2 separate regions of the Homo sapiens genome follow, and region 1 is linked to region 2. A link is an interaction called in ENCODE POLR2A ChIA-PET data of the cell type or tissue named here. Cell type or tissue: K562. All regions are shown on one strand. Each heading gives the region's core, and the rest is flanking DNA. Links, peaks and the distances in the headings are about the cores only.

Region 1 (4,437 bases), core at 146-4,145, 1.2 Mb after region 2:
CTACACACAGGTGAGCCCAAAAGGGGTAACCAGCAATTAACCAGGGGGTGAGACAGATTCAGAAGTAAGTCATTTGCTAGCACCAATTTGTGCCCTACAAGGGAAACTAAAATACAAGAATTACTTGAAATTACTTGAAATTCTGTGAGTCCAGGTTGACTGTGATGAAATGGCAGCCAGTGTTCCCACACGGCCCAGAGATCAGGTCCTCATCACTCCACTTACACACCGAGGCATTCTCTCTCTGCTTTTTCAATAGACTTTTGACTACCAGAATCAAAGAGAATCAGAGGCATCTAATTACAGGCTGAAGCTACAGTTGATAAATTTTTTTTTTTTGGAAAGAAATATCATTAACTTAAGGGCTCAAAATTAACTTTTGAAGGAACTTACTCTAAGACATTTAACCACAAGTACAAATATATTTAACTTAATGTATTAAGACAAATACATTTAACCACAAGTAATGTATAGCTATCCTGGACAGCAGATCTGATGCTGGCTGAAGTGATGGGGATGGGGCACGTATGTGACGTTATCTGCTAGTTCTCAAATTCTGGCCACCCACTGCAGCCCATGACATCCCCCATAAAGTCACCTTCTGGAGAGATTCCCCACTGACACAGAGCACTGGGGGACCAACAATGCGAGAGGAGCTCTTTCACTGGCTAGCAAACCCACGCCTGCCTTACTGTAGGTGTTATTCAAATTGCCTCTGCAAAATGACATAAATGACAAAACATTTGCATTAGCCTTGGGCTGAGGAGCGTCTAAATTAAGACTATTGACTCCTTAAACAGCAATACTACCTTAAGAATACTACCTTAAATACTACCTTAAGAAAACCGGCCCAAGTCAGTGTCTTTACACTAGATGACAAGGTCGGGGAGGGGAGTTTTCCTGGGGAAATAGTCTGTTCTCCACTAGCCACATTTACAGCTTCTGACTGGTTGCAGAGAAGGCCTGGACACCCAGTGAACAGTTTTCTAAGTTGTCAAATCACCTAGTTCAAGAATGGTATTAAAAAATCTGGCCAGGTGCAGTGGCTGACGCCTGTAATCCCAGCACTTTGGGAGGCTGAGGCAGGTGGATCACCTGAGGTCAGGAGTTTGAGACCAGCCTGGCCAATATGGTGAAACCCCTCCTCTGCTAAAAATACAAAAATTAGCTGGGCGTGGTGGCGTGTGCCCGTAATCCCAGCTACTGGGGAGGCTGAGACAGGAGAATTGCTTGAACCCAGGAGGCAGAGGTTGCAGTGAGCCGAGATCGCGCCACTGCACTCCAGCCTAGGAGACAGAACGAGACTCCATCTCAGAAAGAAAAAAAAAAATCGAGGGGGGTCGTCTCCCCAGGACAGCTTGTGGCTTTAAAACATTATGCGAGATGAATCATTCTTGAAAAGCCCCCTGGGTCGGGGATAGTGGCTCACACCTGTAATCCCAGCACTCTGGGAGGTGGAGGCAGGTGGATCACTTGAGGCCAGGAGTTCGAGACCAGCCTGGCCAACATGGCGAAACCCCATCTCTACTAAAAACACATAAATTAGCTGGGCGTGGGAGCCCACGTCTGTAGTTCCAGCTACTCCAGGGGCTGAGGCACGAGAATCGCTTGAACCAGGGAGGCGGAGATTACAGTGAGCCGAGATCAGCCATTGCACTCCAGCCTGGGCGACAAAGCGAGACTCTGGCTCTAAAAAAAAAAAAAAAAAAAAAACAAGAAAAGCCCCCTAATCAGTCCTTAGAGATAGGTGTGGGCCCAAGCCAGAGGTGCAGGCTTTGTCAAATTGCTGCCTCAGGATACGGTCTTGAGGGTGGCTGTGGGGACACCCAGCACCTGCACCCCAAGGCCACACGGTGTCAGATTTTAGGAAGCGGTGGAGAACACTCGGGTACCTTCTCGGTCCAGACATCAACCTTCTGGAGAGAACCAAAGCACCCACACTGGGCCCTCGCCATCCTAACAGTCTGCCCACCTGTGAGAAACGCCCCCAAATACTCTACATTTCTCGGTTGGCCGAAAAGCAGCTCAGCCAGCGGTCTTACCTCCCAGGTGGGGTTTCCCCCCAGGGTAGGGAGGCCAGGGTCTGCAGGCCAGGGAGAGGAGCCCCGGTGCAGGAGCGGGCGGGGCAGCAGGAGGACCCGCTCCAGCCACCCAGAAGTGGGCGTGGGCTAGAATTCAGCTCCCAGCCTTCCAGAAGCTGCAATTTTACAACCTCACTACAAGCGTCCCCCAGCAAAGCTGCACCGCCATTTCCTGTGCTTGGGAACTGAAGGCAAGGTGAGCCCCTCCCGGCTGCCCCGGCCCGACCTCCCCTGACTCCCAAGCTTGGGCTACTCACGGCCTGCGGGCTGGGCAGGGTCCCCCAAGGGAGCTCCCCTCCCCGAGGGCGCGCTCACCCTAGCCGCTGGGATCGGCGACCTGGTCCTCGGCCCGGCGGGAGTGAACGCCTCCCAGGGAAGAGGCCGGGCCTCCAAGCAGGTCTGCACCCCCGGAGTTATGTTTCTGGGATCCGAGGACTAGCGAGCTTGGGGCCCGGGAGAGCGGCCACCCTCCCGGAAGCTCCGCCTGGCGCAGGGCGTGAACCGCAGTCTCCAGGCCGGCCGGGCCGCGGCCATTCTCGGAGGGCAGCGGCCGCCCCGGGCCGGGCCAAAGCTCCCCACCGCGGGCCCTCACCTGCGCCTCACCTGGGGCTCCAGGAGCGCGGGGCGCGCGGGCCGAGAGTCGCACGGAGGCCAGAGACAGGATCCCCGCCCGGGGAACGGAGCAGCCCCGGCGCCGATCCCCGTCCGCCTGCCTCGGGGAGCCCCCGCCGCCCGCCCGCCGCGGCCTGCACGGCGCGCCGGCCCCGGCCTGGCTGGCCCTCCTGTCCCCGACCCCCCAGCTTCCCAGCCCCCGAGCCCCCCGGCCCCGGCCCTGCACCCGCTCACCTCCGCCCGTCCCCCGCCGCCCGCCGCGCGGACCCCGCCTGCGCCCGCGTCCCACGTCCCGGGGGAGGCGGCGGGCCGGGGGCGGGCCGGAGGCTGCAGGGCCAGCGCGCTCCGCCCTCGGCCGGGGCGCGGGGAGGGGGCGCAGGGGCGTCCGGCCGGGCCCCCCGCCTCCCCGCCTCCCCGCGCGCCGCCGCTGCCGCCGCCCCGCGCCCGGGCCGCGCCGTGGGAAGCGCGGGAGGGGAGGGGCGGGGCGGGGGGCGGGGCGACCCCCCCAAGCCGCCCCCTCCCCGCGACCTACCGGACGGTGGCGGCGGCGGCCGCACTCCGGAAGCCGTGCCCGTGGCTGGGCATCATGGGAATGGCACGGCCGAGTTCCGGGGGAGGCGCGCGGCCCGGCCGGACCCCCGCCCGCGAGAGCGCGCCCACCTGCCGCCGCGCCCGCGCCCCGGGGACGCCCCCGCCCCGCCCCGCCCGGTTCGGACGCGGCCCCCTCCGCGGGGTGCGGGGCGAAGGCGCTTGGGCCGGGCCGAGCCCCGTGCTGCCCGCCTCCCGTACCGCGGCCACCTCCGGGGGGCGCGCAGGGGGCGCGGGGTCGCCGGGAAGTTCTGGGCGCGGGGGGCGTGGCCGTGGGAAAGCGCTCGGAGCCGCGGGAAGGGAGCGTGCGGGGCCCCGGCGCCAACCGAGTTCCTCCCCGAAGTTCACGCGGGGCTCCGGGCTGAGACCGGCCCGCCCGCCCCTCCAGCCCCACAGCCTTGGGCCGGGGTCGGGGGCGGCCCCCGCGTGTCCCCGCGGCTGCCCCACCCGAGCTTGCGGCGGGGAGTGGACGCACGACCTGCCCGGGGCGGCGGCTCCTCGAGCACACCTGCCGCCAGGTTCGGGGGAGGGAACAGTTTCTAGGAACTGCCCCGGACCTTGAGGCCGCTGCTGTTTCTGCTTCTGCTGTGCACTGACCATGTGACCTTGAAAGTCTTCCCAGTTTTGTTTTATAAAAGGTCCAGGGTGTGTGCCCGAGGCTGGCGGTGGCCCGGGTGTGCTCAGCATCCCCGGGCGGCGGGGAACGGGCAGACCCGACTGGATCCTCCCTCAGCGCCCACTCGTGGAAGGGGCAGATGGTGCGCAGGGGCACCGCGCTGCTTCTGTAAGCCCCCTGGGCCCTGATCCACACGTGTCTGGGAGATGAATTTGTGGGTTCGGTTCCTGTCTAGAAAGTGTCAGAGATTTGATAGGATCAAAATCAGAGACTTGCCTTGGAGGGGTGCTTCTAGTCATGCCAGCCTGGGAAGCTGGAGGGCCAGTTTTGGGTCAGGAAACCCATTAAAGAATTGTTTTAATGCCTTCGTGAATTTTTTCAAAAAGCAATTTTTTTTTTCTCATGAAATAATACTCTTTCATTACCAAACTTTGGGGAGATGATCTAATTAATAAGGTGACTTCCCAGAGACATGGGCTGTTAAGGTTTTGGCATGCTGCTTCACAGTTTTTAAAACAGTGCTGTGGTGAACAGCTTTCA
Region 2 (4,320 bases), core at 306-4,305:
AGGAGACCCCTGACTGCATTCACCACGTGACGTCTATCAGGAGGCGGGCGCTCACCAGACACGGAATCTGCCTGCACCTCGATATTGGACTTTCTGGCCTCCATCACTGTGAGAAATGCATTTCCATTGTTTGTAAGCCACCTGGCTTGTGGTGTTTTGTCAAAGCTGACTAGGACAGTCACTTTCCCTTCACCAGGACTGCAAACCCCGTGTCTCAACTGTGGCTTCCTGTGAGTTTGTCTGTCAGCAAAACCTCCTGAAATGGGCCAGAGCCCCCCTTAGAGCAGCAGGACATGCCACAGACTTCAGAGACCTTTCACTGTGCCCCCAGGACAGATCTAGAGTTGGCTGGAAAGGTGCAGGAGCAGCTGGGCCATGCCTCCTTAATAACACTGGGGGCTCCACCCCCATCTGTCAAGGGAACCAAAGCTCCAAGGACTTCCTAGTTTCTGCCCTCGGTGGGAGTGCAGCTGCGGTCAGGAGACCTACACATCTGTGACTGTCAGAGCGGCAAGACCTTCTGCTCGCAGAGACACATCTTTTCTTTCTCTCTTTCTTTCTTTTGAGACAGAGTCTCGCTCTTGTCGCCCAGATTGGAGTGCTGTGGTGTGATCTCGGCTCACCGCAACCTCCGCCTCCCTGGTTCAAGCAATTCTCCTGCCTCAGCCTCCCGAGTAGCTGGGATTACAGGCATCTGCCACCAGGCCCAGCTAATTTTTTGTAGTTTTAGTAGAGATGGGATTTCACCTTGTTGGCCAGGCTGGTCTCGAACTCCTGACCTCAGGTGATCCACCCGCCTTGGCCTCCCAGAGTGCTGGGGTTACAGGCGTGAGCCACCGCGCCCGGCCCTCTAAATCATTTTTAAGCACACAGTCAGTGACATTAGGTATGTTCACATTGTTGTACAGCCCTCACTGCCATCTGGCTCCAGAACTTTTCCATCTTGTAAAACTATCTTGAACTATACAGGTGCAGTGGCTCACACCTGTAATCCCAGCACTTTGGGAGGCCGAGGCGGGCAGATCACCTGAGGTCAAGAGTTTGAGACCAGCCTGGCCAACATGGTGAAAACCCATCTCTACTAAAAATACAAATATTAGCTGGGTGTGGTGGTGGGCGCCTATAATCCCAGCTACTCGGGAGGCCGAGGCAGGAGAATCGCGGGAACCGGGGAGACGGAGGTTGCAGAGAGCCGAGATCGCGCCATTTTACTCCAGCCTGGGTGACAGAGTGAGACTCCATCTCAAAAAAAAAAAAAAAAAAAAAAAGGCAAAATTGATCTCACTCGAGGTCTTTAACCTAATTACAGCTGTAAAGACCCCATTTCCACAGAAAGTTACATTTACACATTCCAGGGGGACTTATCTTTTGGGGGGCACCATTTAACCCACTGCAGTATCAAAATCAAGGTGCAGGGCAGCACGTGCAGTGTGGTACCATTTTCATTTTTGTCATTTAGCTCTGTGTGTGTGTGTGCACATGGGTGTGTGCCCGCGTGCGTGTGTGTGTGTGTGTGTCAATCTCCCTGTGTTCCTTCCATGTATAGGTGATTGAACCTCTCTTGCTATTTTTTTTTTTTTTATCCGAGACAGAGTTTCACTTTTGTCACCCAGGCTGGAGTGCAGTGGCACGATCTCGGCTCACTGCAACCTCCACCTCCCAGGTTCAAGCAATTCTCCTGCCTCAGCCTCCTGAGTAGCTGGGACTACAGGCGCGCACCACCATGCCCGGCTAATTTTTTGTATTTTTAGTAGAGATGGAGTTTCACCATGTTGGCCAGGCTGGTCTCGAACCCCTGACCTCAGGTGGTCCACCCGCCTTGGCCTCCGAAAGTGCTGGGATTACAGACGTGAGCCACCATATCCAGCCCTCTCTTGCTATTTGCAAAGGTGTAAGTGGGGGGACTGAATCGTGTCCCCACTAAATTCCTTCCTGGAAGCCCTAACCTGCAAGGAGAGGGTATTGACGATGTAGCCTATGGGAGGTGCCTGGGGGTGGATGAGGTCATGAGGGTGGGCCTTAGTAGAAAGGGCACAGGTGCCCTCCCCTTATTCCTTATCCCACCCTCGCGTCAGGACGCAGCAAGAAGGCACTAGAGAAGGGAGGCAGGGCTGAGAACGGGGAAAAGGGCTGGATCCTTAGAGAGGCCAGGGCTGGGAACCTCAGGCGGGTTCCCAGGATCTGCCAGGAAGAGGACCCTCACCAGAGCCGGACCACGGGGCGCCCCCACCCCCAGCCTCCAGACCCGTGGGGAGGAAACGTCTGCTTTGTGAGGATGTCCTGGCCGGCGGAGACAAACCTGAATCCTGCGGGCGCTGGGGCCCCCGGATCCTCCACAGCTGCTCAAAATGAGGGTGACGCAGAGAGACACCACAATAAACTCGAAAGTAGCAGACGGTGAAACCGTCTCCATGCTGTCAACGTGTGAGCAACGTTCAGCGTCCGAGTCACAGGGAACACAGGAGGCCATCCCACCGAGCGGGGCTGTGACTCGTGTTCATAACTGTCATCACCCTAGTACCTGCCGCTCCTCCTGGAGAAAATTCGGATGTCCCAGGTGGGCTGAAGCACACAGGAAGGTGGGGGTGGAGAGACAAGGGAGGCAGGGCTGAGCACAGAGCTGCGTCCTTCGAGAGGCTGGGGCCGGGAACCTCAGGCGGGTTCCTCTAAAACAGCCCTTGTCGCTGTTGTTCATGTCCTTATCACCGACGTCTTGAACGTTCATTGTAAAATATGCAGGTTCATCTGAGGCAGGACAGGCGGTCGAGGAAGTGACCGTGTCCTCGGAACGTGGCAACCGCGGTGACCCCACAGTCAACACAATAAGCCCTAGCGTTGGCACTGTAGTCCCACTCACTCAAGCGCAGCTGTCTCCAGTAGGGGCTTTCCCTGTAGACAGCATGAGCTTTTTTTTTTTTTTTTTGAGGTGGAGTCTCGCTCTGTCTCCCAGGATGGAGTGCAGTGGGGCAACCTTGGCCCAGTGCAACCTCCACCTCCCAGGTTCAAGCGATTCTCGTGCCTCAGCCTCCCGAGTAGCTGGGATTACAGGCACCTGCCAGCACACCTGGCTGATTTTTTTTTTTTTTTTGGAGACACAGTCTTGCTGTATCCTCCAGGCTGCAGTGCAGTGGTGCGATCTCGGCTCACTGCAACCTCCATCTCCCGGGTTCAAGCAATTCTCGTGCCACAGCCTCCCGAGTAGCTGGGATTACAGGCATGTACCACCACGCCCAGCTAACGTTTTATTTTTAGTAGAGATGGGATCTCACTATGCTGTCCAGGCTGGTCTCAAACTCCTGGCCTCAAGTGATCCTCCCCCATCTCGCCTCCCAAAGTGCCGGGATTCCAGGCGTGAGGCCCTGTGCCCGGCCAGAGGAATGAAGTTCTGGCCCAGGCTATGTGGGTGAGTCGTGAAGCTGTCATGCTGAGTGAAAGAATCCAGGCACAAAGGTCCACATGGTCCTGATTCCGCTTCTATGAAATTTCCAGAACGGGCAAATCCACAGACACACGAAGATGAGTGGTTGCCATGGGCTGGGGGAGGGAGCAGTGGGGAGCGAGTGCCTATGGGGAAGGCGTTTCCCTTTGGGGGGATGAAAATGTTCTGGAGGTGATGGTTGCAAAACATTGGAGGCGTTGCAAAAAACTGAAAGTGCTAAATTATACACTTTTTTTTTTTTTTGAGATGGAGTCTCACTCTGTTGCCCAGGCTGGAGTGCAATGGTACCATCTTGGCTCACTGCAACTTCCGCCTCCTGGGTTCACGTGATTCTCCCGCCTCGGCCTCCCAGGTAGCTGGGATTACAGGCATGCGCCACCACACCCAGCTAATTTTTGTATTTTTAGTAGAGACAGTGTTTTACCATGTTGGCCAGGCTGGTCTCGAACTCCTGATCTCAGGTGATCTGCCCACCTCAGCCTCTCAAGGTGTCAGGATTACAGGCATGAGCCACTGTGCCCGGCCAAATTGTACACTTTAGAATAATTTTATGTTACATGAATTTCACTTCAATAAAAAAATATAGGTAAGGGCTGGGTGCGGTGGCTCACGCCTGTAATCACAGCACTTTGGGAGGCTGAAGCGGGCGGATCACTTGAGGTCAGGAGTTCGCGAATAGCCTGGCAAACATGGTGAAACCCCGTCTCTACTAAAAATACAAAAATTAGCTGGGCATGGTGATGGGCATCTGTAATTCCAGCTACTCGGGAAGCTGAGGCAGGAGAATCGCTTGAACCCAGAGGCGGAGGCTGCAGTGAGCCGAGATCACACCATTGCACTCCAGCCTGGGCAACACAGGGAGACTCCATCTCAAAAAAAAA

The links. Peaks named below come from ENCODE experiments on the same cell type or tissue, not always from the same donor. Only the 100,000 strongest peaks of a DNase experiment are listed, where the experiment ranks them.
Region 1: POLR2A ChIA-PET joins it to region 2 with 7 read pairs; 1 of 35 experiments calls an interaction of 5 or more read pairs at or near these places.

The regions. Positions count from the first base shown.
Region 1 is chr9:135,478,513-135,482,949 of GRCh38, reverse strand. It overlaps PPP1R26 (protein phosphatase 1 regulatory subunit 26), which reads right to left and starts at 3,168. Exons shown (of 4, transcript NM_014811.5): 1 at 2,928-3,168; 2 at 135-267. RefSeq lists silencers at 2,527-2,576, 2,587-2,646. In K562, for the core only: a CTCF peak has its summit at 4,027; DNase peaks (open chromatin) are centred at 2,209, 2,539, 3,099 and 3,809; H3K4me3 peaks cover 2,393 bases.
Region 2 is chr9:136,699,568-136,703,887 of GRCh38, reverse strand. No RefSeq gene overlaps it. Among named protein-coding and RNA genes, the nearest start is that of DIPK1B, 11 kb to the left of the region's middle. RefSeq lists enhancers at 2,469-2,518, 2,559-2,718. In K562, for the core only: no CTCF peak of the experiment used is centred there; a DNase peak (open chromatin) is centred at 2,663.